Regions from separate parts of the Homo sapiens genome. Here region 1 is linked to region 2. A link is an interaction called in ENCODE POLR2A ChIA-PET data of the cell type or tissue named here. Cell type or tissue: PC-3. All regions are shown on one strand. Links, peaks and the distances in the headings refer to the core of each region. The heading gives the core; the rest is flanking DNA. Region 1 overlaps CWC22 (CWC22 spliceosome associated protein). Region 2 has its middle 81 kb from the start of SESTD1.

The links. ChIA-PET counts read pairs that join two places held together with the same protein. Peaks named below come from ENCODE experiments on the same cell type or tissue, not always from the same donor. Only the 100,000 strongest peaks of a DNase experiment are listed, where the experiment ranks them.
Region 1: POLR2A ChIA-PET joins it to region 2 with 5 read pairs; 1 of 35 experiments calls an interaction of 5 or more read pairs at or near these places.

Annotation. Positions count from the first base shown.
Region 1 is chr2:179,976,243-179,992,433 of GRCh38, reverse strand. It overlaps CWC22 (CWC22 spliceosome associated protein), which reads left to right. Exons shown (of 20, transcript NM_020943.3): 3 at 3,790-3,857; 4 at 5,629-5,739; 5 at 10,437-10,682; 6 at 14,116-14,244. Among named protein-coding and RNA genes, the nearest start is that of CWC22, 23 kb to the left of the region's middle. In PC-3, for the core only: no CTCF peak of the experiment used is centred there; a DNase peak (open chromatin) is centred at 11,193; H3K27ac peaks cover 1,482 bases.
Region 2 is chr2:179,337,502-179,353,692 of GRCh38, reverse strand. No RefSeq gene overlaps it. Among named protein-coding and RNA genes, the nearest start is that of SESTD1, 81 kb to the right of the region's middle. RefSeq lists an enhancer at 8,543-9,742. In PC-3, for the core only: no CTCF peak of the experiment used is centred there; no DNase peak of the experiment used is centred there; H3K27ac peaks cover 781 bases.

The sequences.
Region 1 (16,191 bases), core at 10,032-12,531, 640 kb before region 2:
TGCCGATATCTGGGGAAAGAGTGTGCCTGGCAAAAGGAACAGCAAAGGCAAAGAATCTAGAGTGGAGCAGGTATCAGAAGGGGAGAATTGTAGGAGGTGAGATCAGGGCAGGAATAGGGACCAGTAATTCCATCTGCTTTCGAAACTGTTCTGCCTGTGAGTGGACTTGGCAGGAGAGCAAACTACTCAACTTCTTTTTCTCTTCAACTGCATGGATTTAAAACCAGGACATCACTTTTTGGGCCTTGGAGTCAGTAAAGGGGGAACTGTATTTTTATTTGATTATAAATGTAGGCACTCCTCCCTTCCTATCCTCTTACAGCTGTACACACCTAAAGTTCCTTCTTTAAAGAGAAGCAGTAGATTGCAAGCTCCTTGACAGCAGGCCCTGTAGTAGGTGCTTATTAAGCTGAACTGATAGACTTGTAGAGTAAGGCAGCCTCTGCTGCAATCTTTTCCAACCTCTGTCAAGTGTGAGAAGACACTCACCCACCTCCCTTTTAAGTAGACATCCAGCCTTTGCTTGCATATCTCTTTTGGCAGGGGGCTCACAGTTTCCTAAGGTAGTTCCATCTGTCAGTAACCCTTGTATATTGTTCTCAAATCGGCCTTTTTGGGACTTGTACTCATTGGTCCATTGTTACTTAAACAGTTAATTTATTGAGGACCTAGTAGGTGGCAGATTCTGGGTTAGGAGCTGGAGACGTAAAGGAAACCTTGTACAGAACTGGCTCTTGACAGAGCCATGTTAGACAAGAGCGCTCAGATCTTTAGACTAATGCCTTTTACTCAAAGGGAGAAATGTTTAGCCTTTCTCAGACTCCTCTTTTGGTTCCTCTTAGTCTCTGCTTCTCCACGCTTCCCTCTTGTGGCCCAGATGGGTCTCCTGTAGCATTTTCTCCCCCAGCCTGCCCGTGGGTGGCTTCATTTAGCATGCCCTTCACACTTAGTGGCTTGGCTCTACCAGCCAGCTCTCTTTGGTCTGCTTCCATTTATCTCTTTTCTGTTAGCCACAATGGGTCCACTAGCTGGGTTGATGCTGATTCTTTCTTTAGGTGAAACTCAGCTCTTCCCTTGATGTTCTGAGGACTCACCTATTAGGTTCATAAGGCTTCAACTGAGAATCCCCTGTTTTTCCCTTGAACCTCACTGTAGCTTCCTTAGCAAGCTCCTACCTCTTCCAGCACCTCCTCCCTCTTTCTTTTAAAGTCTAGTGGATCATGAAAGCCACTGGACTCAGGCTTCTTGTTCCCCTTGTCTCCTCGTACTGCTCTCCCTACATTGTTGGAGACTATGAGTTACTACATGATGTCACCATATTTGTTTTGCTTCATGAACAATTTCGAAAAATTTTAAAAGGTAATTCTGACTGTATAGTATTTTCAACTACTGCACTGACTTACAATCTAAACTCTGTGATAAAAGAAATAGGGAAATTCAGGTTCTTAATATTTGATTCATACCTGAAAGTGATTCTTAACTTGGTGAAATCCTATTCATCTACCAAAGCCAAATTCAAGTCCCCGTTTTCCCACTTTCATCCGTTAGCACTGTATGCCACAGTGATTGTTTCCTACTCAAGATCTCCTGTTAGCACTTACTATGTGTGCCAGTCATTTGTTACTTGATCATATTTATGAAATCCTTCTTCACAACTTCAATATTTTTGGTCTCTTCCTCTTGCTCACAACAGATGTTGCGGAGATGTGTTAAAAATCATTAGTACAGAATTGGGGCCTTCTCCTTAATGTAATCAAAATAACTTTCTTTGCCTTGTAAAAGAAAAAGGAGATAATGCAGTTTTATTGTCCTCTGTCTTCTCCTCTCTCCTCTCCCTGCCCCCTCCTTCTTCTTTCTCTCTCTCTCTCTCTCTCTCTCTCTCTCTCTGTCTGTCTCACTCACTCACTCTCATTCTGGGGAACATATAATCTAATGTGTTTAATCATAGAAATCTTTATAAGCCTGTCTGTCTTCTACAAGATCATAAGCTCCTTGGCCTTTCTTATCTATTGTATCTTTCAGAATGTCTACACAGGAAGGACTATGTCTTATAATAAGTGATCAGTATAAATATTGTATTTTATGTTACCATTGAATTGAATGAATCTTGTGCTTTGTATTTGACCTAAGATCTTTATGTGAAGTTTTATAGAAACCTATGTCATATATATTGAACATTTCTATTTCACTGTGTTGATGAGTGAAATAATTTTTAAAACTTTCTTATATTAGATACAGAATTTTAAAATGGTTGAATTTAATGCAAAGTAACAGCTAAACTATGGTTACTTTAAGTTATCAATTTTGATTACATGCTTATTCACCTATATAAATTAGTTAGTGGATACTATTCAAAAAATTCAGTAATGAGACTATTTTGCATTGTACTTGTGATTATGTTAGACTCAAACTGCTGTTAATTAGATAGTCATAAAATCAGAGGAAGTTGGATCTTATATTTCTACTCAGAATAATTTTCTTTTTTAAAATATATCCTTTCTTCATTAAGGAGGCAAGCATGTAAGTTTGCAGAACTGTTATTCATTGTTTGATTTAGTTTATCTTAGATTTCAAGATTAAGGTATGTTAAATGCTATTTTTCTTTACAGTATGGTTAATTAAAATTATTTTAATTCTTAAAAAAAGGCTTGTCGATATTTGAATGTTGACCAGTTATATAAAAAATTTTACCTATATACAGAGGTAAACATTTTGGTTCCTTAATGTATTTGGATTTTTTAATTAGGATGTAGTCTCAAACTGGATGGTTCACATCTCTGTCTCATGTCAGTCTCATGTTACATGAAGTTACTTATTTGTATATTGATTGTTTTTCAAAAAATTTGGAATAGTGCTTATACCCTAAAAGTAATGTTGTTCGAGTCCCTAGAGCCTACCACAGTATAATACATATCAGACACTCAATTGATGTTTGTTGAAAACAAAAATTAACTTTTATAAACATGTTAGAGTCAGTTTCTTCCAGCTATTTTACCCTGTACTAAAGTTGTGGTTTTCATAAGCCAAAGGAGATAGGAGGTAAGTACAATATTGTGGCTGAGGCGAGAAGATCACTTGAGCCTGGGTGGTTGAGTCTGCAGTGAGCCGTGATCATGCCACTGCACTCCAGCCTGGGCAACAGAGCAAGACCCTGTCTCAAAAAATAATAATAATAATAATAATTATTATTATAACTTATTACATAGAAGTAAAATATAAACTAGATGTCATCAAAAATTTGAGAATTATCTTTTTCTACCTTGAATTTTTTTGGCTAGAAAGAAGTATTTGGTTCTGCAAAGCCGTAAGAATGATACAATGGGTTTTAGGGACTCAGCGGAAAGGGTCAGGGAGAGTAGGGGGGTGGTTAGGGATAAAAGACTACACATTGGGGTACAGTGTTCATTATTCATGTGATGGGTGCAGCACAGTCTCAGAAATCACCACTAAAGAACTTATCCATGTAACCAAACACCACCTGTTCCACATAAAACTATTGAAATAAAAAATAAAATAAAAAGAAATAAAAAATAAAAATAAACAGAAAAAAAAAGAAGTTTTTGGTCCATAATGAAAACAGGTGCCTGCCACAGACAGGCCTATCTGGGATGGTCTGAAGATTTTGTTTTATCTTATAGACTGTTTAGGTTACATGAATTATTCTTAATGATTTAAAAAATGTTTTGATACAATTTCTAAAGTACTTCCAACTTTCTAAGCCATGTATTTCAGTCTGTGTTATTAACATAAATAATTTTTGAAATGTTTTCCCCTTTTCCTCTTTTAAAGCCTTCTTCTGGTCATGACAGAAGGGAAAACCTTAATTCATATCAGAGGAACTCCTCTCCAGAAGACAGGTAAATAGTTTAATATGCTCTGAATGCAATGTAAATTTTTATAGTAAGGTTTATGTAATAATTTAGCTCTTAGATTTCTAATTTTAGGGTGGATAACTTCTTTTTAATGGTTTTATAACCAATATTACTTGAATGGGCTGTAGGAGGAATCATCCTTAAATGACTCTTCTAGGAGTTTCTAGTAAATAATTCCAGATATTATGTAATTTTTATGTGAAAGGGAGTAATTTTTAATGTTTCAAAGACTAATGGAATGAAAGTGTAAAATGGAAAACTGAGTTGAAATTACAGTATTCAGAAGTGCTGCTTTTGCTACTGTTAGTATTATCTCTTACATGTACATAGCTCTGTATTGTCTTTAAAATATTTTTATATAGATTATAACAGGGGTCCCCAACCCCCAGAGCCATGGACCAGGCCACACAGCAGGTGAGCAGCAGGCCTGCCAGCATTCCCGCCTGAGCTCCACCTCCTGGCAGATCACCTGTGGCATTCCATTCTCATAGGAGCACAAACCCTCTTGTGAACTGTGCATGTGAGGGATCTAGGCTGTGTGCTCCTTATTAGAATCTAACTAATGCCTGATGATTTGAGGTGGAACAGTTTCATCCTGAAACCATCCCCTCACCCCCTAACATCTGTGGAAAAATTGTCTTCCACAAAACCAGTCCCTGTTGCCAAAAAGGTTTGAGACCGCTGGATTATATCATATTATAACTATGTTAAGGTCAGCGATCCAAAAATGTTAACATTAATGTGCATTATGAATTCATATTAGCACTACAATTATTTCATTTATGATCATTGAAAGACCATTAAGCATATGGTCTATTAAAAATAATGACTGTAAAAAAAATTTTTTATGCCCATTAAAAATAATTTATGAAGGAAGAAGCACCCTTCAAACTTTCTTCCAGTTGTCTAGGCTTCCTTACTCCACATGTACTTTCTTATTCTACTCTGCTAAATAATCTCTAAAAACTTTGCTTTGTGAACATCAAGTTAATTGCCCTGATTCATAATTACTTACTATCTTTCACCGATTGTCTACTCCCTATATATTTAAAAACAAAAAACAAACAAAAAACTCTTTACACACAGACACACACACACACAGGTATTTGTGTGTATAACTTAATTGTAGATGTGTATATAAAATATGGATTATGTTACTATGTATCTATTATGTATATATTTAACTTCTCTTAAGGTTCTCTGATTTTATTGACTTTTAAGATTCAAATAACAGATCTGATGCTATCCATCCTTGTTTGCTAATAATTTCAATCCATTCTCATTGCTGTCCAGTAATGCATTTTCAAGATTAACAGCTGATGAATATGGTCTTTTGGTATGGAATTAAACTGATCCTTATGGAGGCCAGCCAATGACCTTGGTCTCATACATTCAGTGTTTTGATAAACAAGCCAACTAAGCAAAAGGAGTCATTTGTAGGATAGCCTTTTTCATGCTAACTATATATGATATCCAGATATATGTCTCCTACTGAGAACAAAGTGAATCAGGATAATTCACTAAACAAGTAAGTTTGGTTAAGTGAATCCTAGGAGTTGTTTTGCTGTGTACAAACTGAAAGCTTTTGTAATTCTGATGGAATGAATGGGTGTTAGCAAAATGAGCTGTTAAGAACAGTTTGACACGATGTTGTTCAGTCATAGAGTTGCTTTACCATTACCAATATATGACTTTCCTAAATATTTATAACATAGTTGTTTTTAATTTGCAACTTGGTTTTCTTATTTTATGTTAGATATGAAGAACAAGAACGATCCCCCCGGGATAGAGATTACTTTGATTACAGCAGATCAGACTATGAGCATTCAAGAAGAGGACGTTCTTATGATAGTAGCATGGAGTCACGGTTAGTGTTGGGAATTTCTAACTTGTAGAAAATTGTATTTGTTTAAACTCTCTTTATGCTACATTTGTAATAAAAACAAAAATAATACTAGCTAACATTAATTGGATGTTTTTAGGTGCTAGGCTTTCTAATAAGGGCTTTATATGAATTAACTTCTTATTGCAGTAAATATGTGAAGTAGGTGCTAGTATGTCTGCTTTACAGCTGAAGAAACTGAGGTCTAGAGAAGTTTAGTAATTTGTTCATGTTTTGAAACATAATAGTGGCAAGCCTAAGTCTGTCTGACTCTAAAGCCCAAGCTCATTCATTGTATTGTACCGCAAGAGGGGTTGGTTTATGTGATTTTTTGAGATTCTTTACTCAATGAAAGAAATTTATATTGTATGATATAGAGTGGTCTAAATTTACTTTCCTGCGTAATGGCAGAGGGACATTGAGACTTAAGTTTCCAATTTGTAGTTTTTTTCTACATGTGAAGGATTCTTACTTGAGCTTTAGAGAACTTGGTTACCCACCTGTTCCTGTGGCTAACAAGACTTGCAATATTTCCTTGGTTGAGAAATGGGCAAGGGAACTGAATGGAAGGCAGATGGTAAGAAACATTGGAATGAGAGTGTTTGGAGACTCCTAGGGGTAATATTTAAGAAGAGTCAGACATTAAGTGCCATTCATGTTTCATTGAAATCTAGGCAGAGTATTATAACCCCTTGTTATTGATATGTATTTATTTTCAATTCTTTTTCTCCCTTGTAGAAATTAGTAATAGTTTTTACAGTGAGAATACATCAGTCCCCACTTATCCATGGGGAATGTGTTCTAGGACCCCAGTGGGTGCCTGAAACTGCAGATAATACCTGAACCATATATATATATACTATGTTTTTTCCAATACATACATACCTATGATAAAGTTTAATTTATAAATTAGGCATAGTAAAAGATTAACAATAGTAACTAATACTAAAATAGAACGATTATAAGAATATACTCTAATAAAAGTTATCGAATGTGGTCTGCCTCTCTCAAAATATCTTATTGTACTGTAGTCACTTATTTTTGGACCGTGGTTAATCACTGGTAGCTGAAGCCTCAGAAAGTGAAACCACAGATAAGGGGTGACTACTGTGTTAGAAAGATGTCGGCGTTTTAATAATTCCCTTTAAAACTTCACTAAAGGGCCTCTGTATTTGCTCAGGAGAAGGTATAATGGAATTAAAAAGTTACTTAGTACATGTGGGGAGAGACTCTCCAGGTAGAAGTAATGGTAGTCTCAAAGAAAATAGTGGGGCAGATACTTGAGATGCTCAATATAGGGAAGAGATGTTAACTAGCATTCTGCAGATGGAAATACTCTCAAGTACTTAAAACAGAAGTCACTATATGGGTAGTATTTCCTTAACTTGCATGTATCTTTGCTTAGGAGAGGAGTAGTGATGCAGACAATTTCCAGGTCATTTGAAATTGACTTTGGGATGTCTATATTTTACACTTTTTAATGAGGTGGTGTTGCATAGTAGAAAGAGAATAGATTCCATATTCATGCAGATTAGAGTTCAAGTTTTAGTTACTAGTTACAGAAATTTGGTAAAATTTCTTAACAAACTTCTTCTGAGCCTCAGTTTCCTTATCTATAAGATGAGGATGATAACATGTATCTTGTCTGGTTGTTTAGGTTTAAAAATAATGTCTGTCCTACTACCATGTCTGAACATAGTAGATACTAAGAAAATGACAACTTTAAAATATTAGTTTCTTGAGCATATCAGTTTGAGTAGTGATAAGCGGTGAACCCTTGGCACTTTATATGGAAAACAGTGGAAGAGTTCAGGTAAACTATTGTTGAACAACGTGGTTGATTCTGAATGTATTTCTAATTAATCTTACAAAACTAACATTATTTTAGTATTTTATAAAGGAACTGTGATTTGTCTCTGTAACAACCATTTTCATTATCCCTTCATAGACATCTTTCTGCCTTTGTCATTGTTTTCATAAAACCAGCTTTCTCCTGATTTTCCTGTATTCCCTTATTAGTCATCTAGTTTCTAAAACTTGACTCTCATGGTTTATCGTTGACTAAAATCAATATCTTTTTTTGATGTCTCTCAGATATTATCCACCCCTTTACTACCAATATTATACCCCCCACAGGAATTTTGACCAAATTCCTCTGCAGTTTGGAGTTTGGAGCTAAGCACATCCTTTGATATCCACAGCCAAAAATTTCCTTCTCATCACTTTCTAGTATATACCTAATCCTATAATGTCAGATTATATTAACCTTCAAAATCCAGGCTTGTCTGCTGTCACCTTAATGAGAATGACTACTAGTACCATAATTGGTAAGCTAAGCTTTTTGTATATTTTCCCAAATACTGTTAAAACTCTTAGAAACTAGATACTATTTTTTCCAATTTACAGATAAGGAAATGGCTTTGAGTTTATTAAGTAGCTTACCTGAGGTTGCATTTAAACATCTGGTAGATGTTGAAACTGGAATTTGAACTCAGTTCTGGCTCCAAAGCTTCTGTATTTTTCACAATCCCTGACTGTTGTACTTCAGTATAACTCTATGTTAGGTCTAGTATATGAAAATGAAGTCTCATGTTATCCACACAGTCACACTATGAAGTAAGCAGGCTAGGTATTATGCAGAACATAAAGGCTAACAGTCCAAAAATGTTTCTATTTAGACTTTTAGAATATTTTGTTACTTCTGCACTATAAAGGAACAAACACAATAATGGTAGGGATCTGATTTTATCAGCCAGCTAGCTCTCTTACCTGGTGTTTCTCAGAAGAATCATAACCAATGTCAGGAAATCCCTGCTGTAGCTACTCTCTTGGAACATGTATATTCACAAGAAGAAGCAATTCAGTTGCAAATTAGTGTAGAGAACTTAGAGCATCTGCCTTTGTGACTAATTGAGGTTGATATTTGAAATCACTCTTTCCCCCATCTGTTCACTCTTGGTGTATACAGATTGTCTATCCTCCCTAGGAGTCATTTAAGTCTCTTATACCTCAGTTTCAAAACTGTTCATCCAACCCAACAATCTCATTACTGGGTATATACCCAAAAGAATATAAATAATTATATTATAAAGACACATGCATGTGTATATTTATCACAGCACTATTGACAATAGCAAAGCCATAGAATCTACCTAAATGCCCATCAGTGATATACTGGATAAAGGAAATGTCGTACTTATACACCATGGAATACTATGCAGCCATAAAAAAGAATGAGATTATGTTCTTTGCAGGGACATGGATGGAGCTAGAGGCCATTATCCTTAACAAACTAACACAGGAACTGAAAACCAAATACCACATGTTCTCATTTATAAGTGGGAGCTAAATTATGAGAACACATTAACACATGGAGAACAACACACACTGGGGCCTTATGGAGGGTGAAGGGAGAGTGGAGGGTGGGAGGAGGAAGAGGATCACGAAAAACAGCTAATGAATACTAGGTTTAATATTTGGGTGGTAAAATAATCTATACAACAAACCCCCATGACACAAGTTTACCTATGTAATAAACCTGCACTTGTACCCCTGAACTTAAAATAAAAGTAAACAAATGAACAAAAAAAATCTGTTCCTCCACAGCTACCTGGGAAGATGACTGCTTTTCAATCTCCGTGTAGGTTTTATTACTATATATTTAAAAGACCATCTCAAACATACTCCTTAGATTTAGCTAAAATCTATACCACAGTTTCCTGGTAATGCAGTGATAATATGAAATTTACTTTTATTTACTATATTATATATAACTCATGGTTACCCAAAACACAAACAGAATGATCTGGGTTTCCAAGGCAGTATATGTAAAAAGCAGCTCAGTGGATAAACTTTGCTCTGGGGAAAGATAGCAAAAAGCAAGAATTCGCTCTTTCCCGTTAGTTCTTGATGGTTTCAGAGAACTGTACCTTGATTGTTTTAAAAGCCTCAGCTTAAGAAAGGATAATCAGGTACGTTAGTAGGGAAGACATTGTGGCTAGAAAAGTTTTTCCCCCCACATTGTCTCAAATAAGCAGAAGCTTCCAATATTCTGAGATTTCTAATGAAAATATTAGTTCTATCAAGAAACAACTTCAAATATTATATTCTATAGTAGTCTTACAACTAAAGTAACCACTATTGGAGATTAACTCTGGTTTCTTCTCCTTTATACAATTTGTCATATACACCACAGGCTAATTTGTCTTCTTAAAACACTCTTTTCATGCCACTCTCCTACTGAGAAACTTTTAATGATTCCCCATCACCTCCAGTATAAAAACCTTAAAGTCTTTACATATGTTTTAAGATTTTAGTCTAACTCTAATTCATCTTTCCAACAACCATGACACATAATCCTTTGTTTCCTGATTGTCCTACTCATTCTGACCTTAACACCCCTGCTCAGTCTTTCAATAATTATTCCCTCTTCTACTAGTTGCAAAATGTCATCCTTCGTCTCCCCTTCCTCCTGCCGACTTGCCCCCAGTCTAAATCCTGTCAAGCCTTCAGGACCTAATTTGTTGAATTTTCTCTGTGAAACACTTTGTCACCATTCTAAACCACTTTTCCTAGTCTGAATTTGTGGGACCCACTTATGGTCTCACTCATTTGTGTGCAGTTAATTGCTAAGAGTGTGTTTTATATTGTCTTTTCTGCTCTTCAAAAAATTTATATTACAGAAACAGGGACCGAGAAAAACGCAGAGAAAGAGAAAGAGATACGGATCGGAAAAGGTCTCGGAAATCCCCATCTCCTGGGAGGAGAAACCCAGAAACATCAGTAACTCAGAGTTCCTCTGCTCAGGATGAACCTGCTACAAAGAAAAAGAAAGATGAGCTGGATCCTCTTCTTACTCGCACTGGTGGAGCATATATTCCCCCTGCAAAGCTCAGGATGATGCAGGAACAGATTACAGATAAAAACAGGCATGTTTATATCAATCAGTATACAAAGCCATGAAATTGTCATTGAAAAATAAGTCAACTGTGGTTTAATTAACCCTGGTTCTTGAGAATTTACGTTAGTCTATAGTGATAGAGACCTCAAATTAGAGACCTCTTTACTTTATAGCTCCATTGGAGAGCCACACACTACGTGCCCTTATATTAGCACATTACTTCTTTTTTCTTTTTTTTGCATGAATGAATTAAAAAGTTTGAGGAAAAGATTGCTTACCCTTTTTATAGTATGTTCAAACTATTGTTCCTTTCATAGTTTCATGGATGCATTCCTATTGATAATGTCTGTTTTTTGTAGAAAAGAGTAATACTGACATTTTAGTTCTAAAATTGACTTTTCCTGTTGTAAACCAGGAGTCAGCAAACTTTTTCTGTAAAAGCCCACACTGTAAATATTTTACACTGTGAGTCATTTTGTCTCTGTTGTTGCTACTTAACTCCGCTCTTGAAATGTGAAAATAGTCATAGGCATTGTGTAGAAAATTATAAGCATGGCTGTGTTCCAATAAAGCATTATTTACAAAAGCAGGTGGTCAGCTGCATTTGGCTCATGGGTGTAGTTTGCCAACCTCTGTACTTACCTATAAAACTGAAGCTGGCAATTATCTCTTTTTGTACATTTTCTTCAGATCATGATCTATTAGACTATACATTTTTGCTACTCTAAGGCAGACAGACAAAATTTATATATGAACAATCACACTTAAAACACTCCTCCTTCCCTTTTCAGAATAATTGAGATGGTGAGGAGCTATTTAGGAAAGTACAGCTAAGTTTTTAAGATATTTTTCTCTAATAGGATGAGTTGATAACTAGGGAATGTATGGTCCCAGATTGAAATGATTATTCAGTTGCCAGATAACTAGTTAAAAGATTGGGATAGAAGGTATTAATAGTTATAATTTAAGAAAAACAGATGCAAGGTGAGCCAGACAGGAATATTTCCACATCTTTTCATGAGTGTTTTAGTAGCAATTTGAAAAGTGCTTGAGAAGCTTATTTAAGTTAAATCTAAATTTGTTTCAAGGATTAGCTTGAAGTAGAAACGTCATGATCCGCCCACCTCGGCCTCCCAAAGTTCGAGACCAGCCTGGCCAATATAGTGAAACCCTGTCTCTACTAAAAATACAAAAATTAGCCAGGCGTGGTGGTGGGTGCCTGTAGTCCCAGCTACTCGGGAGGCTGAGGCAGAAGAATGGCATGAACCCAGGAGGCGGAGCTTGCAGTGAGCCGAGATCGCACCACTGCACTCCAGCCTGGGCAACAGAGAGAGACTCTGCCTCAAAAAAAAAAAAAAAATAAGAAATGTCATTTATCTAAAAGAAGCTATGAAGATTTGAAATAAATTAAAACCGAATTTAAGAGCCAGAAAGGGGTATTTGGTGACATTAAATTCAAAACTAATAAGTTTTTCTTTATGTGTCATATTTTAGCGCTTGGCAGTGATATTTGAAGTGTTAGGTTGAAAAGGAATTTGGAGATGGCTTCTGTGGTTAGTAGGACCTTCATTATCATGTAAACGTTTTGCTCATGCACAAGGCAGTAGTGGCAGCATTACTGAAAGGTATTCACTTTCTCCAGTCCAGTCCAAAGCAATCCTGATTGTAAAAGACTAGAAACTTTGTCAGTCCAAGTCTTGCTTCCTTTTAAATAAAGCACACAGGAGAGTCAGCAATACATGCAATTTAAAGCAGATTCCTTTAAGATAATTTTATATACAGTTGAAGTCTGTTCGTAGGCTGTAAAGGGTACAAGGAGAAGTAGACATCTGTAAGAGAAGGCCATAGTCTTTGCTTTCAGTAGATACGTGAATTGTGGGCTTCCTAATTAGGATGTATAATTGTATTTGATGTAGCCGTTTGATTAGTTTAATAAGATAGGTTGTGATTGTATATGAGCAACATCTTATTAATCAGGCCACTTGTTAAGCCATGCATCTTGTGTCTAGAGATAGTGGAATACCAAAAGGTTGGAGTTATGAAACAGTGGAATAGTCCACCTTGGGTACAGGCAGTAAGGGGGTACATAATTTATAGAGAATTTAGAAACAAAATAAAATTAACCGCAAAGTGAGTCTGTTTTTTATCCTCACCATGCTAGCAATACTAAACAATATCAGTGATACAATACTCGTTCCCACCAAGAACTGCTCTCACCAACCTTCCTTGTACCACTCCAGAACAGGGATTCTTAACCTACAAGCCCCTCAAGAGGTCCATGAATAGAATTCAAGCAATCAGTCCATGAATGTGTTTGGGGAAAAAATTGAATCTTTATTTTTACTCATCTCTAAAGTTTAGCTTTTGTTTTTTTCTTTTGAGAATGTAGGCAATAGATCAGAGTATTGACAGTCTGTTACAGGTATTTCATGATACGGATTATGGCCATGCTACTTAGAAATTTAAGTAGTTATTAAGCATACTGCCAGTTCTTGTTTAATGTGTTATGAAGCACATAGAATATTATATCAAACTTTTGTTCTTCTCATGTTTCAAAAACTGAATTTTAGTATGATTAGTATCCTTTGTAATCCTATTCATTGTATATATCATCCCAAAAAGTCTACTGATTTCACCAGACTTCCCGAGAGAGACATGTATGGAAGAAAAAAGGTTAAGACTTCCTGCAGCTGAAATCAGATTCCACAGAAAAGCAGTTACAAAACCCATAGAACTGTAGAGCATTGAAAGATCTTAGACATTGTCCAATTCAACCTAAAGAAACTCAATGAGGCCAAGTAATTTCCCCAAAATCTAGGGTAAAAAGCAGTACAGCTATCTAACATTCAACTGGTATAGCTGTAGGACTACTACATCAACATAGAGATTGTCTTTAAAATACACTGAATGGTAGGTAATTCAGCCCCATGATTTCATGTGACTCCCTTTTCCTGTAGTTACCATTTCTTTGTGGCTTAAAACATTTAATTTTGTTGTCTCTGTCATCTTTTTATGAGAAGGGACATACAAATTTTTTTTGTGGCTTATATTTGGGTATTTCATGTTACCATTTAAATTTTTTTAATTGCATTTATTTTAAAGGTTTCCATTAAAGACAAGTTTAAATCAAGCATTATATGTAAAATAAGCATGTATTGAATTTGACTAATAAATTAAATGTACTAGGCATAAGAACAAAATGTTATCCTTATATATCCTTACATAATCTTATTGTATTATTAAAGAAAAATGGTGTATACTTAAGCATATGTATAGAAAATCAAATATGGTTCAGGATATAATCTATTTATCCTGATAGGCATCATATATTTTACTGTACTTGGGGGTCGTTTCATGAAAATAATGTCAAAAATTAAGGAGCACTATGTAGTTTTTATGTTCTTATAGCTTCTTATTATTGTAATTAAGTTTTAATCTTTATTAAAATCACTTCTTTTTAGCTTAGCATACCAGAGGATGAGTTGGGAGGCCCTGAAGAAGTCAATTAATGGCCTTATCAACAAAGTCAACATTTCCAACATAAGTATTATTATTCAAGAGCTTCTTCAAGAAAATATAGTTAGAGGAAGGTAAGTATTGGCTATTTTATTTGTAGTATTTCTAAGTATTTTTTCAAAGGAATATAATATCTACATGAACAATAATCATTGATTTATTGTGCTACTTCATTTCAAAGGTCATTGAGAATATTTATTTAAAATGCAGGACTTATAAAAATATAGACTGCTAAGAAATAACTTGTGCCTTGCTGTTAGAGGTTGTATGGAATTTTTGCTTTTTGAGAAGCTTTGATTTCACATAATGGTTTTTGCAGACATTTACTTAATGCCTCCAGTAATTTAAACTCATGAGGAATAACGAATGTTAAAATATACTACCTCAAACTAATTTAATTTTTTATTTCTTTTTTAAATTGACAAGTAAAAATTGTGTATATTTGTGGTATACATCATGATGTTTTGATATATATGTACTTTGTAGAATGACTAAATCAAGCTGTTTAACATGCATTCACATGCCTGTCATTTTTTGTGGTGAGAACACTTAAAAATCTACTCTGTTTTCAGCTTTCAAGTATATAATATATGGTTATTAACTGTGGTCAAAATATTGTAGAATGGATCTCTGGAACTTATTCCTCCTGTCTAACTGAAATTTTGTGTCCATTGACCAACATCTAAATTCCCCCAACCCCCAGCCTCTGGTAACCATCATTTTATACTCTGATTCTATGAGTTCAGTTTTTTTTAGATTCCGCATATTAGTGAGGTCATGCATTATTTGTCTTTCTGTGCCTGGCTTATTTCACTTAGCATAATGTTCTCCAAGTTCACCTGTGTTTTCCCAAATGACAGGATTTCCTTTATGGTTGAATAGTATTCCATTATACATGTATACATTTTCTTTATCCATTTATTCACAACAGACACTTTAGTTGTTTCCATATTTTCACCATTGTGAATAATGCTGCAATAAATGTGGGAGTGCAGATACCTCTTCAACATACTGATCTCATTTTCTTTGTATATATACCCAATAGTGGGATTGCTGGATCAAATGGTAGTTACAATAAAAAAAAATTTTTTTTATATTGATTTATTTTAGAGATGGGGGTCTTGCTTTATTGTCAGGCCGGAGTACAGTGCATGGTCATAGTTCACTGCCCCCTTGAATTGCTGGGCTCAAGGAATTCTCTCACCTCAGCATCCTAAGTAGCTGGGACCGCAAGCACTCACCACCACACTGGGCTAATTTTTTAATATTTTGTAGAGAATGAGGTCTTGCCATCTTGCCCAGGCTGGTCTCGTACTCTTGAGCTCAAGCAGTCCTCCCGACTTGGCTTCCCAAAGTGTTGGTATGACAGGCGTGAGCCACCGCACCTGGCTGGTAATTCTGTTTTTAATATTTTAAGGAACCTCTATACTATTTTCATAATGGCTGTACTAATTTATATTTCTACCAACAGTGTACAAGCATTCTCTTTTCTCCATGTCCTTGGCAACACTTGCTATTTTTCATCTTTTTTATTACAGCCATTGTAACAGTTGTGAGATGTCTCATTGTGGTTTTAATTTGTATTTCTTTGATAATTGGTGAGGTTTAGCATTTCATATATATATATATGCTATTTGTACATCTTTTGAAAAATGTCTGTTCTTGTTTGCTCATTTTTTAGATTGGGTTATTTGTTTTCTTACTATTGAGTTGAATGCCTAATGTGTTTTGGATATTAACCCCTTATCAGGTGTATGTTTGCAAATGTTTTCTCCCATTCTGTAGGTCATCTCTTCACTCTGTTGATATTTTCCTGTGCTGTGCAGAAGCATTCTAGTTTTATGTAATCCCATTTGTCTCTTTTTGCTTTTGTTGCCTGTGCTTTAGGGGTCATATCCAAAAAATCATTAACCATACCAGTGTCTCAGAGCTTTTCCTTTGTATTTTTCTTTTAGAAACTTATAGTAGTTTCACAGTTTCAGGTCTAATGTTTAAGTCTTTAATCTGTTTTGCGTTGATGT
Region 2 (16,191 bases), core at 7,455-9,954:
TGGTGCTATCATAGCTCACTGTAACCTTGAACTTCTGGGCTTAAGCAGTCCTCCTGCTTCAGCCTCCTGAGTAGCTAGAACTATAGGCACACACCATCATACCTAGCTAACTTTTTATTTTTTGTACAGACCGGGTCTCATTATGTTGACCAGGCTAGTCTTGAACACCTGGCCTCAAACTATCCTTCCCCCTCGACTTCCCAAAGTGCTGGGATTACAAGTGTGAGCCACTGTTCCCAGCCCTATCCTACAGATATCTGTACCTTTATGTAAAGCATTTCTGTAGGATAGGGCCATTTATATATGGCTATTTATATATATATAAGCTATTTATATATATAAAATACAGATATATAAATATATATAATACAGATACATATAAATAAATAAAAAAATATATATGGCTTTTATTTTATTAAAAATGACTCAAATGCTACTATGGGTAACAATGTAGCAGTTCCTTAAAAAATTAAACAGAATCACCATATGATCCAATAATTTCACTTCTGAATATAAACCCCAAAAACTTGAAAGCATGAATTGAAACAGATATTTGTATACCTACATTCATAGCAGCATCATTCACAATAGTCAAAAGCAACCCAAGTTCCATCAACCAATAAATAAACAAAATGTGGTATATACATATAGTGAAATATTATCAGCCTTAAAAAGGAAGGAAATGATGATACATGCTTACAACATCAGTGGACCTTGAAGAAATCATATGCTAAGTGAAATAAGGCAGTCACAAAAGGAAAAACACTGTATTATTCCACTTATATGAGGTACCTAGAGGAGTAGAGTTCTTTGAGACAGAAAATAGAAGAGTGGTTGCAAGGGGCTGCAATGAAGTGGGAATGCAGAGTTAGTCTTTAAGGGTACAAAGTTTCAGCTGGGGAAGATGAAAAAGTCCTGAAGATGAATGGTAGTGATTGTTGCACACAATGTGAATGTACGTAATACCTCAAAACTCTATACTTTAAAATTGTTAAAATCATAAATTTTATGTTATATATATATTTAACCACAACTTAAAAAGTGTTGTATGGTAAATGTTGGGATACTTACTAGATTTACATCATCTATTAAAGTATTTTGAAATAAATACTTGTGGCAGTATTTGTTTAAACAACCAAAATGTTCATCAACAAACTATAGTATAACCATGCAACTATGGAACAGCATGCAGCTATTAAAAAGCATAAAGTTGACATATATGGAATGATATACAAAATGTATTGTCAAGTGAAAGAGGAAATGGAAAATTGTATTCGACCTACTTTACATATTTCTTTTGTAAAAACAATATTACATCAAGTTGCCCAAGGGTAAGGCCGTCTAACCCACATGATAGAAAAAGCATCATCTTTGTTATTTTCTTCTTGGGATCACAGAGCCAGTCTCACTCTTTTATATAGTAGTTGGGTTTCCCTATAACAGATAGAAGTTCTCCACTGTCCATTATACTAGGAAGATATTCATCCTGGGACAAAAAATGAGGACTTAGTGAGTAGGAATTAGTCTGAGGTGAGGAGAAATTTTTTCTTTTTTCTCTGGGTTTGAGACTCGGTGACTGTGAGGAGCCAGGTGTCCTGACCTGGGCCTGACAACACAGAGAAAAGCTGATGACAAGTCAGGAAGGTGGCTAGGCCCATAGGTGACCTACAGCAAAATGGACTTGAACTGCAGAAGCAATGTATCTTCCGTGTTGGACTCTCCTTCCATTAGTCTTTGTTCTTCTGTAAGGGGAAATTATGGTAGAGCCCACATCCATATTTGTGGGCAGCGGTCACTGCCAGATAGCAGCCATGTCCTCCAGAGTAGAGATGGTGAGAGTCATCACTGGAACAAGAGGGATACTAACATGAAGTCAGGACCAGAAGAGAGGAATGCCAGGGATGTGTTCCCTAGCACACATTAGGTACCAAAATCCATTAGAGATATCTGAGACACATTCTTTAGAGCAGATTGCATCTTAATCAATAAGACTGGGGGAGCAGTCTCACCATCATGGTTTGGATTAGCGTAATTATAAACAAGATATCTTCTAGGGTCTTTCTGACTCTTAAAGGTAGAAGTGGTTCAACACTGCCAATTCCAGGTCCTGTAGAGTCTAAAACGTTTCCAAGTGTTCTGTGAATTTAGGGGGAATCATGCAGCAAAGAAGTAAGGGGCTGTGTCTCCTGGCCACCTCTGTCTCTCAGCCCATGGGTGCCTGCTTCCACACATATGGGCTTTTTTTCCACACCGCTTCAATATGGTCTTGACACTCACCCCTGTTCCCACAGGAAAAGCTCACTCACACCAACTATTCTGTAGATATAAAAGTCTTTACTAAGCCATTAGGGGAAACATGGCACTGCCTGCTGCACTGCTAATGCCATGATGCCCCTATAAGAAATTGCTGGTCTCCAAATGTTTCCTGGGCACCCCGGCAACATGAATTCTTCTCTTTACTCCTCCTCCATACAGTTCCTAGTCTCACAGCCTCCTCTGGCTCCCCTTCCCTCCCTCTCATTTACTTCTCCCTGGATTATTTGTTCTCTACTCTTCTCTCTGCCCTTTTTTGGAAGGAAAAAAAAAAAAAAAGAACTCCTCTCCTTTTCTCATGCAGAGCAATTCTACCCTGTTCTCTGAAGTTTGTGCATCAACCAATATCTTTTCAACATCTTTAAGGTTTTTCTTTTAACTCAATCATGTATTGGCTTTCCAAACAAAAACTGGCCTCAATCTATAATAAATTTTCAGACCAGTGGTTGAGATAACAAAAAATATTTCCACCTTGATATCTAATATAGATGGATAAATGATAGAAAGAGATTAACCCCCAAAAGTAATTTGGTTTAGTAAATCAAATGCTGATTTACCAAAGAGCCAACAATAAATTATCTATAAGGGAGTGGACTGAATTCTTTTCATTTTCTTTATTGAGTATTTTCAATGATTTTTGAATTTTGATAATAAGCATATATCATTTTCCACTGGAACATCAAAGGTGAGACAGACGAAGCCCCTGCCCTCGGAGCACTCCTAGTCCAGTACACGCAGCCCAGGCATCATGCCTGGTATGCTATGGTTGGTCAGTATGGCTAGTCCCTGGCCATCCGAAGAACTGAAACATCTAATTGCATTATCATTGTCTGTACTTTGTGGAACTCATTTTATATTGTTTTAAAACATTTTCTAAGTGGCAATAGACCCACTTTCTGTCTCCCAGAACCATAAGGTCCCATCAGTTCCTGGTTTTAATGTGTTTCCCTAATGAGTTCCTTCTAATAAAATCAGCATTTGATTTTTCCTGTCATTCACACAGCAATTTATCTTTTGTCAGGTTTTAATTGAAAACATCCAAATAATTCCTCTGGACCTCCAATGCCAAGGAGCCAGATTAGGCATACTTTTCTGCTCGTCCTGATAAGAAAGCCAGAGAATTCTAATTCTACCAGTTTTTTTTTCTAGGCTTAGAATTTAAATTATTTCAATATATTTATGAAATGAGACAAGTTTCCAGCAAAAGCAGTACTCAGTAATTGGAAAGTCAGTTACCTTTTATCTCTTGGTTAAAAAGAGGAAGTAGGTCAGTTCCTTGTTAATATTATTAGCAAATACTATTTATAGCATGATATAAATTACTGAGAAAAGACATCCTAATTTTTACTTTTAAGCAGAAGGCAATAGTTAACTCATTCTTATTCTTAAACATATTAAGGATACAGTGGACTAATTTTTCAGGAAGAGAGAGTGTGTCCTTGCCACCTTACAAACAACAACTAACTCACTAAGACAATTTTCACTACTCATATCATGTATCTGCTGGAAAGATTTGTCACTCATGCACATCTCAGCCACATATCACAGGTCTATGTGATGGAAAGAAAAATATGAACTTGAGAATAAAATATTTATGATATGGAGTTACTCATGCCCCTGTATTTATAGACTTTTCTGTGTGTATTTATATCTCAACTATAAAACTAAAATTCTGGTAGATATCTTTGCATTTGAATCTTCTGGTGAGGAGATTTAAATTGCCCAACCACTAAATTGGGTGCGTCTGAAATAAATCATGAAGTATTTATAAATACCATCATTTCAAAGGCAAGAAAAGGATATTTATGCATTTGGCTTATTCCTAAACTGAGAATAAGGTTGTCTTGGAGGCAACAAGATTATCAAACAGCCTCTGTGTTTGCACACACCAGAATAAATGGCAATCTGGACATAGAATACAAAAGCAAATATTTCTCAGGAAGAACCATGATTTGCTGCTTTTCATCAAAGTCTGGGTGAAATCATTACCAAATATCTACTTTATTGCCTTGTTCCTAAATGACTTGGAAGGATGGTGACATCATCCTTTGATGCTTAGAAAAGAAGGAAACCATATTTCAGCTAGAAAGGATAGGAATATTAAAACTCTTCAGACTGGAAATTTTTGCATCTGACAACACACCAAAAGCCATTGGGATAAATGTGCTCTCAAGGGCTGTCCTACTTTCAGTTTCCTCTCCTTTCTAAAGATTCTTCAGTTCTCAGCTCTGCTTCTGGAGGGATGCTGGCCAGAGTTCCAGCATAAACGATTCCCTGAGAAATGTTTCATGTTGAAGTCATGCACAAGGCCAGGGAGCTGTGATGAATGGCAGCTCCAAGGGAAGTCGGAAATCTAATCACAGGAGGAGCCTTTGGATCTTTCATACTCATTGACTTCACAGGATTAGTTTTGAGCCTGTAGACTGCGGATTAAAGCAGGAAGACTATAGCTTGTGTCCCTGCCTGGTATCACTTGCAAAATTTAGAACACTCTTCAAAGATGCCAAGAACTGAGATCTGAATTATAATTCTGTCAATTGTTCTTTGCTTGCCGCTTTCGCATTTAGTGCCTCTTCAAATTCTGCAAAACCCTGGATCATTTTGGTGACATGAATCATGATTCTCTACTTGGTATTTGGGAAGAATGACCCATCCACCTCCCAAGGGTTTTTGCTCTTAGTTATTGCTGATCAGTTGGGTTTCCATTGCCTTGAAACCCCAGTCTTATATATTCCTGAGGTATTTGAGTTATTTGTATGATCTATTTCTAGAACACTTATTTTCTTCAGCCAATTAAGTCTACAGGTACACATTGGTTTATTATTTTAGTTTTGAAGAGTAGAAAAGAAAGCATTTTCTTCATGATTTCCCCTTCTCCTATCTGATGAAGCCATTTTGCGGTCACATTAGAAGTTCAATTTTGTTCTCTGATTTTTATCAAGGCAGTGAGGTCCCTTCAGATTTACCCTCTGAGATGCTACCATGCATGTCTTTTAAAATGTTCATGTAGTGCTCAAGAATATAATGAACACCTCACTCATGAAAGAATTGCTTGAGGCTGGGCATGGTGGCTCATGCCTATAATCCGGGCAATTTGGGAGGCCGAGGAGGCCAGATCACTTGAGGTCAGGAGTTCGAGGCTAGCCTGGCCAACATGATGGAACCCCATCTCTACCAAAAATACAAAAATTAGCCAGGCGCAGTGGCGGGCACTTGTAATCCCAGCTATTCAGGGGGCTGAGGCAGGAGAATCACTTGAACCCAGGAGGCAGAGGTTGCAGTGAGCCGAGATCGCACCACTGCACTCCAGCCTGGGCGACAGATTAAGACTCTGTCTCAAAAAAAGAACTGCTTGATAAAGAGACAGACCATTTGAATGGGAGAATTTGAGAGAGAGGCCCTGAAGTCTTCTTTATTATCTAATTTAAGATTTTTTCCCCACATCTACCTCCTTCACCAGCTACTATGGCTGTCATAGAGAGCTTATATTGGGCACACATCGTTTTGATGCTATCGTGGGCTATAAAAAAGTTAGAACTAGTATGAATCTTGTCTTTCTTGGTAAAGTGATTTTTCTCCAAAGCATAAAATAAACTAAAACTCACTTTGGATTACATTATGAGTTGAAGTGTATCGTCCCCACTGCCCCCAAATTCATTAATATATCAAAGTCCTATGAGTGTGACCTCAGTAGGAGATAGAGTCTTTACAGAGATAATCAAGTTAAAATGAAGTCATTAGGGGAAGACCTTCATCTACCACAAATGGTGTCCTTATAAAAAGGGAAATTTGGACACAGACACACATAGCAGGATGATGATGTAAAGAGACAAAGGGAGAAGGTAGCCATCTACAACCAAAGAGAGAGGCCTGGCACAGATCCTTCCCTTAGGACCCCCAGAAGGAACCAACCCTGCAGACACATTTTGCATTTTGGACTTCTCATCCTCCAGAACTACGAGACCATCAATTTCTGTTGTGAAAGCCATGCATTTTGTGGTCCTTTGTTGCAACAACTCTAGCAAACTAGTACAGAGCCCAGTCGTTGTTGTTATTGTTTAAATAGAAATGGGGATTCCTTATGCTAACCAGGTTGGTCTCATACTCCCAGCCTTGAGCAATCCTTCTGCTTCAGCCTCCCAAAACACTGGGATTACAGGTGTGAGCCACCACTTCACAACCAGTGAGCAACCAGCCCCAGTTATATTTAATTGCTTTCCTCTTTACCTTTCACCCAATATCTTTGTTTTCTATAGTGAAGTGTTCATTGTGATAGCCCCCTCCTTCCCTTCTTCCGTGAAGCTTGAGTTGTGAGATGATAACTGTCTTAGAAGCAGGCTGCAACGCTTGGGGTTTGGCACTCAAGATCTAAATTTGGATTGTTGACTGCACAAACTTTGAATTTACACCCCTGGAATATAATTATGACAACAGCTATCACGTGGTATGCCTTTTTTATGTGGTAGCTCTTTAACAAACATCACTTGTCACAAAAACTCTAGGAGAGATGCACCAATATTATACCCACTTGACAGAAGAAACTGATAATCAGCAAGGTTAAATAACTTTACCAATGTCACACAATAGTTTAACTGAGATTTGGACCCAAGCAGTCCAACTGCAGAGAATATCTTTGCAGAAACCAAATGAGGTAGTCCCCTAACCAGAATGTCTACAAAAAAAAAAAAAATGAAATGCCCAAAATAGTGGAGTGACTAAATAAGTTATGACTTACACATGCAATGAAATATAAAATATAGTATATAAACAGTATAAACAAATCAACATATAACAAATATAACAAAATCATGACTATAAATTATTTTTCATATATTTAATGATATGGAAAAATGTTTATAATATAATATTAAATGAAACAAAGTATATAAAAGCTGTCTGCATAGTAAAACCCCAATTCTGTAGTTAAAAATTAGAAAATGCCAATACTGATTGTCTCCAGTGATTGGATAAAAAGGTGATTTTAATTTTTTTCTTTATGTTTCTATTTTCAATTTGTATGACTATATTCCACCTTTAAAATCCAAAAGTTAAGACACAGTAATGCATAAAAATTCCTAAAGTGAATGCTCTCTAATTTCTAGCATTGAAGAAAAAGTAGTCTGTTTTGTTTTTATTTTCTTCTGTAATAATCACAGCCCCCTCTATCTAAAGGTAAGGTAGCCTCCCATCCTGGCCTTGTCTGGATTCGATTCCTTAGTTTTCATAAGAAAATGTCAGTTCTACCACCAGCTCAAATGGATGTGTCCTTCATTAACATCACAGATTATCTATACTTGAGCAGCTCTCCAGAGAGGATAACCTTGAACTCAGATGCTCAAAGGAGTTAAAAAGCTTCTTGTAAAAAAAAAAAAAAGAAAAAGAAAAAGAAAAGAAAGAAAAAAAATCAGGTAAAATTCCCAGATACCCATACAGTAAATCTGTTTCTATGGGACTTAACATTTTTTTAACCATCAAATCTTACAGCTAGTATCCTACAACCACACTGTCGAGCTCCTTGCAGGATTACCTTTTCTGAGCTAAATTTGGCCATGAAACCATCAGCTTGCATTGCTGGACCTTATAAGTAACAACCCTATGAAACCCATTATTGCATTATATGTGCAGTGCTACTGAACAGTTGTCCACCACATCATTACACTTTAGGAGGGAATTCCTCTCAGGTCAAAAACTGTTATGATTCTTCTAAAAAATAGATTTGTTTTCTTCTTATGGACACTTCAATTGTATTATCCATTTACAAATTAGAGATCTCGCACACAAATCTGTATTAGCTGCTGCAAAGCTCTGGACCAAATGTGAGGTGCTCCTCTAGCAAATGTCCAGGTGTATGCATGGTGTGCTAGGCCCAGATTTCCCCCTAGCACTCATTTTCTCCTCTTTAAGATTTTACTATGCTCCTTCAAAGCCTTTGTACAAGAAGAAGGAGGAAGGGAGGAAATAAATGAATTAATGAAGAAAGAAATTTGTGGTGGGAACTTATGGTTATGATTTCAAGTCAACGCAATATGAAAGAGGGTTTTATTGCTTTGTCTGTGTTTCTAGAACAATCTACAGTGATTCAGGAGGAGCTGCCCTGAGGCAAACATGACAAATGGAAGATTTTTCTCTACTACTTGGCTTCAAGAAGAATGACAGTGTCCAAGTCCCAAGTACACATACAGCTCTGACAAGACCCACTGTGACCATAGAAACAACCTAAAACAGACTATTTTCTTAGGAAATAGGCCAGGTGCATTGGATCCAAATGAACAAGTGAGAGAGGCAGTGAAGAGTGATTTTTCCTTGGTTCCTTTGCAATTTTCTAAGTTCAAATTCTATACTGCATCTTTACACACAAACTTCCAACTTCAGAAAAGTGAGGATAAAGCAGGCATCAGAACAAGGGAGAGTAGGCTCTACCTACCAGCCACAGCAGTGTGATCACCTGATTAGGGCCTCTTTGCTCATGGATACTGAGAGATTTACACACAGCTTTTCAGAACCTGCCCTGTTCATACCTAGGAGAACTTCTGCTCTTCCCTTCTTTACCTTGCTTCACGGGGTTTTCATCATCTGTTGGTCGTTTGTTGTTGTTGTTGTTGTTGTTATTGTTGTTATTGTTTCCATTTAGCATTTAAGTTTGGTGTTTCAGCTTTCCCTGTAGGCAGGATTTGATCTCTTTCTTTCCTGTAAGCGGCTATGTGGACTGCCCTAACATTCCCTCCAGAACAATTTTTCTCTGTAAAGTGCTGAGTCACTGAAGAGAGCTACAGACACTCTGTGAGCAGCCATAGTCAATTGAGAAAACAGAATCATTTTCCAGGATTTAAAAGGTTACTTTTAAGAGAGCAAACTCCGGAGGATCAGGAAAGAGGGTGAGAAGTTCATGCAGGGTAAAAAGCACAAAGTCTATTTCAGAGTTTGAGGAAGATCATATTTCATAAATTAAAATGGCATGAATGGAAAATTCCCTATTTAGCAGCAAGGAGGTAGCTCATCAGCCTTGGGCTGGGACTGCAGAGAGTTCTGTTTGTTCTCATCCTTTCCTACTGGTCTCCACCTTTGAGTTTTTCACCAGTTAAATGGGAAGATGACCTTTGCTCCTCCTGTAATAGAAGGGTACTGAAAGGATGAATGTGTGAAGTTCTGAGCCTCTGAATGCCTTGATTTAGCTCTTGATCTTCAAACAGCTATTGCTTCAAAACCAAAGTCTGGGATTCAAACTTTCCATTTTAAATTTCCCAAAGGTCAATGAATTAAAAGTAAACTTTTTAAGTAAAAGAATGAAGCAGGCTGGACACAGGTGTTCATGCCTGTAATCCCAGAACTTTGGGAGGCCAAGGCAGGAGAATCACCTGCCAGGAGTTCAAGACCAGCCTGGGCAACATAGTGATGAGGCAAGAAAATGGGGTCTGGAGGCAGGGAACAGAAGGCCAATTCACACTTGAGCTATAACAGGAAATATCCTCTCCACAGGGCATACGCCATAAATGACTTTGTAACTTTACTTCATCCTTTTCATTTACATAGGGCGTACCCCAAGTAGAGGGTATTTAAACTCACAAAAACTCTGTAACAGGGCCTTTGAGCCCCTATTCTCAGGCCTACTCCCACACTATGGAGTGTACTTTCATTTTCGATAAATCCCTTCATTCCTTCCTTGCTTTGTGCGTTTTGTCCAATTCTTTGCTCAAGACGCCAAGAACCTGGACACCCTCCACTGTTAACAGTGAGACTTTATCTCTACAAAAAAAGTTTAAAATTAGCCAGGCATGGTAGCACATGCCTATCTATAGTCCTAGCTATTTGGGAGGATAAGGTGGGAGGATCACTTGAGCCCAGGCGGTAGAGGCTATGTGAGGTCAAGGTATTGAGCTATGATCACACCACTGCACTCCAGCCTGGGCAACAGAGCAAGACTCTGTCTCTTGAAAAAAAAAAAGAAGAAGTATGGCAGGATATACAGTAAAAGTTTGATACTATAAGCCTTTAAAAACGGGTATTGGTGAAAACTTCTTGTGAATAAACAATATTTCAAAATAAAAAAGGTTTAAAAATGAGTATTCGTCCTACTAAAACACAGGGAGCCTTCCCATAAAATAATGTGTGACTGTGATACATGACAAGACCCTCCTCAAATCCTTGTATTGCAATAATCACACCATCTATCATTCCAATAATATGGTCTCATTATAAATATATAATCTTACCCATCCTGGCAAGAACCATGTGAAGTAAGTATAATTGTCTCTCTCTTTTTTTTTTTTTTTTTTTTTTGAGACGGAGTCTCGCTCTGTCGCCCAGGCTGAAGTGCAGTGGCACAATCTCGGCTCACTGCAAATTCCACCTCCCAGGTTCAAAGGATTGTCCTGCCTCAGCCTCTCAAGTAGCTAAGATTATAGGCACCCACCACCACACCCAGCTAATTTTTGTATTTTTAGTAGAGACGGGGTTTCACCATGTTGGCCAGCCTGGTCTCAAACTCCTAACCTCAAGTGATCTGCCCACCTCGGCCTCCCAAAGTGTTGGAATTACAGGCATGAGCCACCACACCTGGCCTCATATTTTAAATAAGAAATTATTTAAAATTATCTCATATTTTAAATAAGAAAACTGAGGTTCAGAGAAATTAGGTAATTTGTCTTATATTATAGTAAGAAGCAAATACTTGGTCTATCTGAACACAAAGCCACTCTACTCATACTTTTCAGCTGATCACTCTGCTACACTGACTTCTATTGAGCTTCATGCTCCCAGCAACTCTATGGAAAAAGCATAAAATTTAGAATCACACTTCTGCTCACTCACCATGAAACTAGACAGGTACACAGCTGTCTGAACCTTAATTTCCTCAGCTCTAAAATTGGGATAACAATGTCCACCAACTGTGTTGGAACATACATGAGATAATGCAGGTAAAACATGGGGTACAGTGCCTGGCTCACATTAGGTGCTTAATAAGTATCAGAACAAAACCATACCATTCTTAACTTACACTGAAATGCACTGATATTTCACTTTTTTAAAGTGTGTTATGGTTCCCCCAACTAGATTAAAAATCTTTTATATCCTCCTTGTATCTGTTAGAATGCTATTGATTACAAGTTCTGGAAACCAGACTTATGCTGGATTAAACAGAATTAAATCAATCACCTCACATAGGAGGATGACTAGAGCAGGCTTGAGAAGTGGTCGATTCAGCAATCAGCAATGCCATTAAGGACCTAGATTCTTTCTGTCTGATCCACCAACTACAGGCTCTGCTTCACCCTAAGGCTTGTTACCCTCCAAGGTAAAGGAGGGCTATGGTGGCCTACAGTAACTATTAGCCATCACACTTCCTTCATGTCTGAGAGGAGAGGAAGGCTACCTCCCTCTGGTTCTAAGGATAAGAAAGCTTATTTCCCACACAGCTATTCAGTCTCCCCTTGCATCTCATTGGCCTGCACTAACTTTAGCTTGGGCATCCTGAACCACTCACTGGTAAAGGGAGATGGATTTTCAGGATTAATTTGATTAATCATCTGAAGAGAAGCAGAATTTGTCCACTACCCTGCTCAAAGCTTTATATATTAGGGTCCAATTCCTACTCCATGAATGGCTGAATGGATTAGAACAAGCTTATTTAAGAATACAAATGGAAACTCTTGCAACACCCAGAAAGTTGACAGTAAATTGGCATAGAAATAAACCCAGTTTGTCCAGTTTCCAAGTGCGCAATGCCTCATGTCCAGTGTTTATGCAGAAAGGGGTGGTAAGGGAACCCATGCTTACACACACTTTCACCTTAGACCAATCCTGTTGTGACACTAATTAACTTACATCTATAAATACAATTCTCAAGTACAGATGACATGAATGTGCAGAAGGAAAACAAGACTCTTAACACATTATCTACAGCAGGTTCCTCAAGAGATAATTTAGAGGGTGCATATTCACTGCCTTAAATGACATTAAATTATGTAAGAGTTAATCTCTATTCAGCCCCTTTTCAGTCCTCACGATACTATGAAAATGAAAGCCAGTTCACTGCTGAGTGTTTACTACCCTCTCACACTTGTTAATCTCCCTTTGGAGCTTTGAAGAGCATATATCTGGACTTTCAAACATTGTTTTGCTTGCCTTCAATTATTTTTACACTTATCTTGTATTTGTGATAAGCAGTATTGGTCTTTCCATTTGAAATATTAATATGAAGTTTCATTTGAAAATATATCGATTTAAGAAAAAGAAAGCCAATTAAAATAATTAATTTAGAGAAGAGATTGTACAGAGATATGTTAAAAATTATGATGGTAATATGTACTGATACGTGAATATGGCAAAAATATGAAAGAATGTATTATGAGAAGACTACAGTCTGAAAGGCATTTAACTCGGATAATTAGAGAATGCTTTCTGATATTTAAGGATAAAGAAATGCTAACGCATAGGGCAATTATTTCAGGAACCACATGAGGGCAGCGAATCAGTAACTGTAAAGACAATTTGGGCAGCACCAGGTCTTCTTACTTAATACCATTGTTGCTCAAAATGTGTTCCACAGACCAGCAGCATAAGTATCATTCCAGCAAGATTTCCTAAGCAATTCTCATGCACATTAAAGTTTGAAAAGCTAAAGTTAGTGCCTCAGCCTGCTGAGTAGCTGGGACTAAAGGGCATGCACCACCACACCTGGCTTCATTCAACAAATATTTTTGAGCACCGTCTAAATGCTAGGGATATAGAAGGAACAAGACAAACAAGGTCTCTGCTCTGGGGGAAGTGACTTCTAGAATGTGAGAGAAGACATATACAAACAAACAACAACAACAAAAAGACAAAACAGAATAATATGATTGTGAGTGTGGAAAGTGAACAACCTTAGAGCAAGTCATCAGGCAAAGGCTCTCTGAGAATGAGACATTTGCTCCAAGACCTGAGAATGTGACATTTGCTCAGGGCCTTGCAGGAAGAAACTTCCAATTAGAGGACAGCTAGCAAAAAGACCCCAAAACAAGATCAAGTTTGGCATGCTTGAGGAACAAAAAGAATCAGTGCACCTATATCAGACTAATCAAGGTAGTGATTACTATGTATAAAACTATGTTGGCAAAGATTCGGTGAATGAATGTGTTTCTGTGTGGTGCAGGTCAAGGTGATGTGAGAGCACAATGTGATGAGCCCAGAGGCTCCAAGCTCTGCTGTGATATTTGTACATATTTGTACTGCCTGGAGTTAATTAATGGTTGTAGGGGAAGAGAAATGCTTTGCATATTGGGGCTGGGTTGACTTGAGATTCCTGCTGATGCTCAGAAATGGACCTATTTGAATGATTTTTGTCATGGACAGAAATGTATCTGATCCCATCACTTTATGTTGTATATTGCACATTGAGTTATTTTGGAGTGCTTTATCACGGTGGCTCTGGAAGAGAGGCAGAAATCGAACCCACTCATGAAAAAGTCCTGGATATTAAAAAATTTAGACCTATCAGTAACTTTTATAAGAACCTTCTGTTGAGAATCTATTTTTTCCAAAGCATCATCACTCTTCATAATTAGTTCTATAATTTCCCATAGAATATGATCCATTTCATTTGAAGTGCTAAAACCAAGCACTAGTAGTTGATCACTGTCTGTCTATAATTTGCATTGTTCTTTATCCAGGAAAATATTAGTTCTTATTAGCCAGATAGAGATCTATTATGAATGTCAATGTAACTTAATTAAAGCATAATATTAATCATAATACTATCTTCCGACTCAAATACTTCCCCAATGATGTTTACTTATGTAGACCTTTGCTGAGGAAATACAAAAATAAATCAGATGAAAGCATTTTTGATGAATAGAGAGATTTAACCAAAGCCTTTCTTAATGAAAAAATAATGTACTAGAAAGTATAGAAAGAATTGTATCTGCTAAGTCATATTCAAAAGAGGATCCCAATAAAATAAGAAATGTATTTTACCAACTTTATATCTAAACATTAAGTAATATTTTTTTAAACTTCTGAGTGTTTCGTGCACTGTGTGTTATAAATATTAGCCAAAAAATCAAGCGCATAACCTCTACTAGTTTTCCCAAATTTTATTTATTACTATTTAAAATGCACAATAAAATCTTAGGCCTTAGAAAAAGTTTAGCCACAATCACAGTTTTCTTGTTTAGTATCTACATATATAATAACATTGAAAACCAAAGTGTCCTCTTCGTTATTGAGGATGACTGTAATTTATTTGGGGAAAGTTGCTCATTATTTTGGGAAAATATTCTAATAAATTTTTGGTTAGGCAAGATAAGGCCCAAAACTTGGCACTGGAACAGTGTTTGGGGATGGTGGAGTGGTGGGCAGTGAATACTGAGTCAAAAAGGTGGCAATGGAGGAAAAAGAGGTTCTCAAAGTCCAGCCAAAAAATCATGGATTTTTGGAGAGTGGTTTAACTCTCCAAAGTTAAGCGACTCTCCATAAAAGGCTGTCTTCCTCAGTGTAGAGAATGTTGCAATAACTTGTTTAGAACTTTCTGGTTGGGGTTGTAGTTGCCCCAGAAACAGCTGAGTTGTCATACAGGAATTAAAGAGGAAAAGAGAATGAGGACTTAGATCTGTACAAGAGTGACCCTAGCCACAAGAGAAAAGGTGAAAAGAGAAAATAAAAAATCCCTCCTTAGCGATCCTCGGAGGACTTGGAACAAGCACCACAGTACTTCCAGCAGTCTCCTGGGATAAGGGCCTTGAATTACAGTACTAAAAGAAAGAGTCATCCCAGGAGGCTGGGGAAATTTATGGATATTCAGTTTGCACCTTAATTTATTCTGTTGAAATTCTTTTGGATGCAAGTAGCAAAAAAGTATCCTGATTAGATTAAACAATAAATGGGAATTTTTAGTTCAATAGATTAAAAAGTCCAAACATTTTATGGGAGTTAAGGTGAGATTTGGTCAGGTACAGCTTCTTTGAGACATGGGTCTTTGAATCTTCTTCCTGGCGTACATCAGCTTTGCCCTCAGGCTGTCTTCGTAAGGTGACTGCAGCATCAACTGAGACCACCTGCACCTCAGTCACATCCAAAAGAAGAGGCTGGATTCCTCCAACCAATGAACAAGGGAAATGTCATGTGTCGATTACTAGGCCTACATTACCTGAGCTAATAAAGATGTCGAGGGGACTGGGCTACCCGGGTTGGTTTTGATATGTCAGGGCTAAGGACTGCCATGGAAATGGAGTCAAGCATTATGAGGGAAGAAGGGAGAATGCTTGGAAGATAACTTTGATGTCCTTTATGAAAATCTTACTATCGTCTGGGCACGGTGGCTCAGGCCTGTAATTCCAGCACTTTGGGAGCCTGAGGCGGGCAGATTGCCTGAGCTCAGGAGTTCGAGACCAGCCTGGGCAACATGGCGAAACCCCCTCTTTACTAAACATACAAAAAATTAGCCAGGTGCAGTGGTGGGCGCCTGTAATCCCAGCTACTCAGGAGGGTGAGGCAGGAGAATCAACTGAACCCGGGAGGCGTAGGTTGCAGTGAGCCGAGATCGTGCTACTGCACTCCAGCCTGGGCGACAGAGTGAGACTCTTGCTGAACTTTTACATTGGGAAGAGTCTTAGGAAGAAGTTTACGGTCCACTAAAATTTCAGTTAACTGCTCAAGAAACTCCAAATTTAGTTTTCTTTCCATAGCTGCTACATAATAAAATTATCTTAAATTTAGCAATGCTATTTTTTCAGAGTTAGCCAAAACCCATTTAATCTATAGTATTTTTAGTGAAACTTACCGTACTGAGAACTGAATATTTTAATAAACTGATAGCAATTTGAAAACTTTTAAGACTCAAGCAACTCAAGACTTCTCATGAAGGCAGAAGCTGGATACTGGAGGAACTTGCAGTTCTTGAGA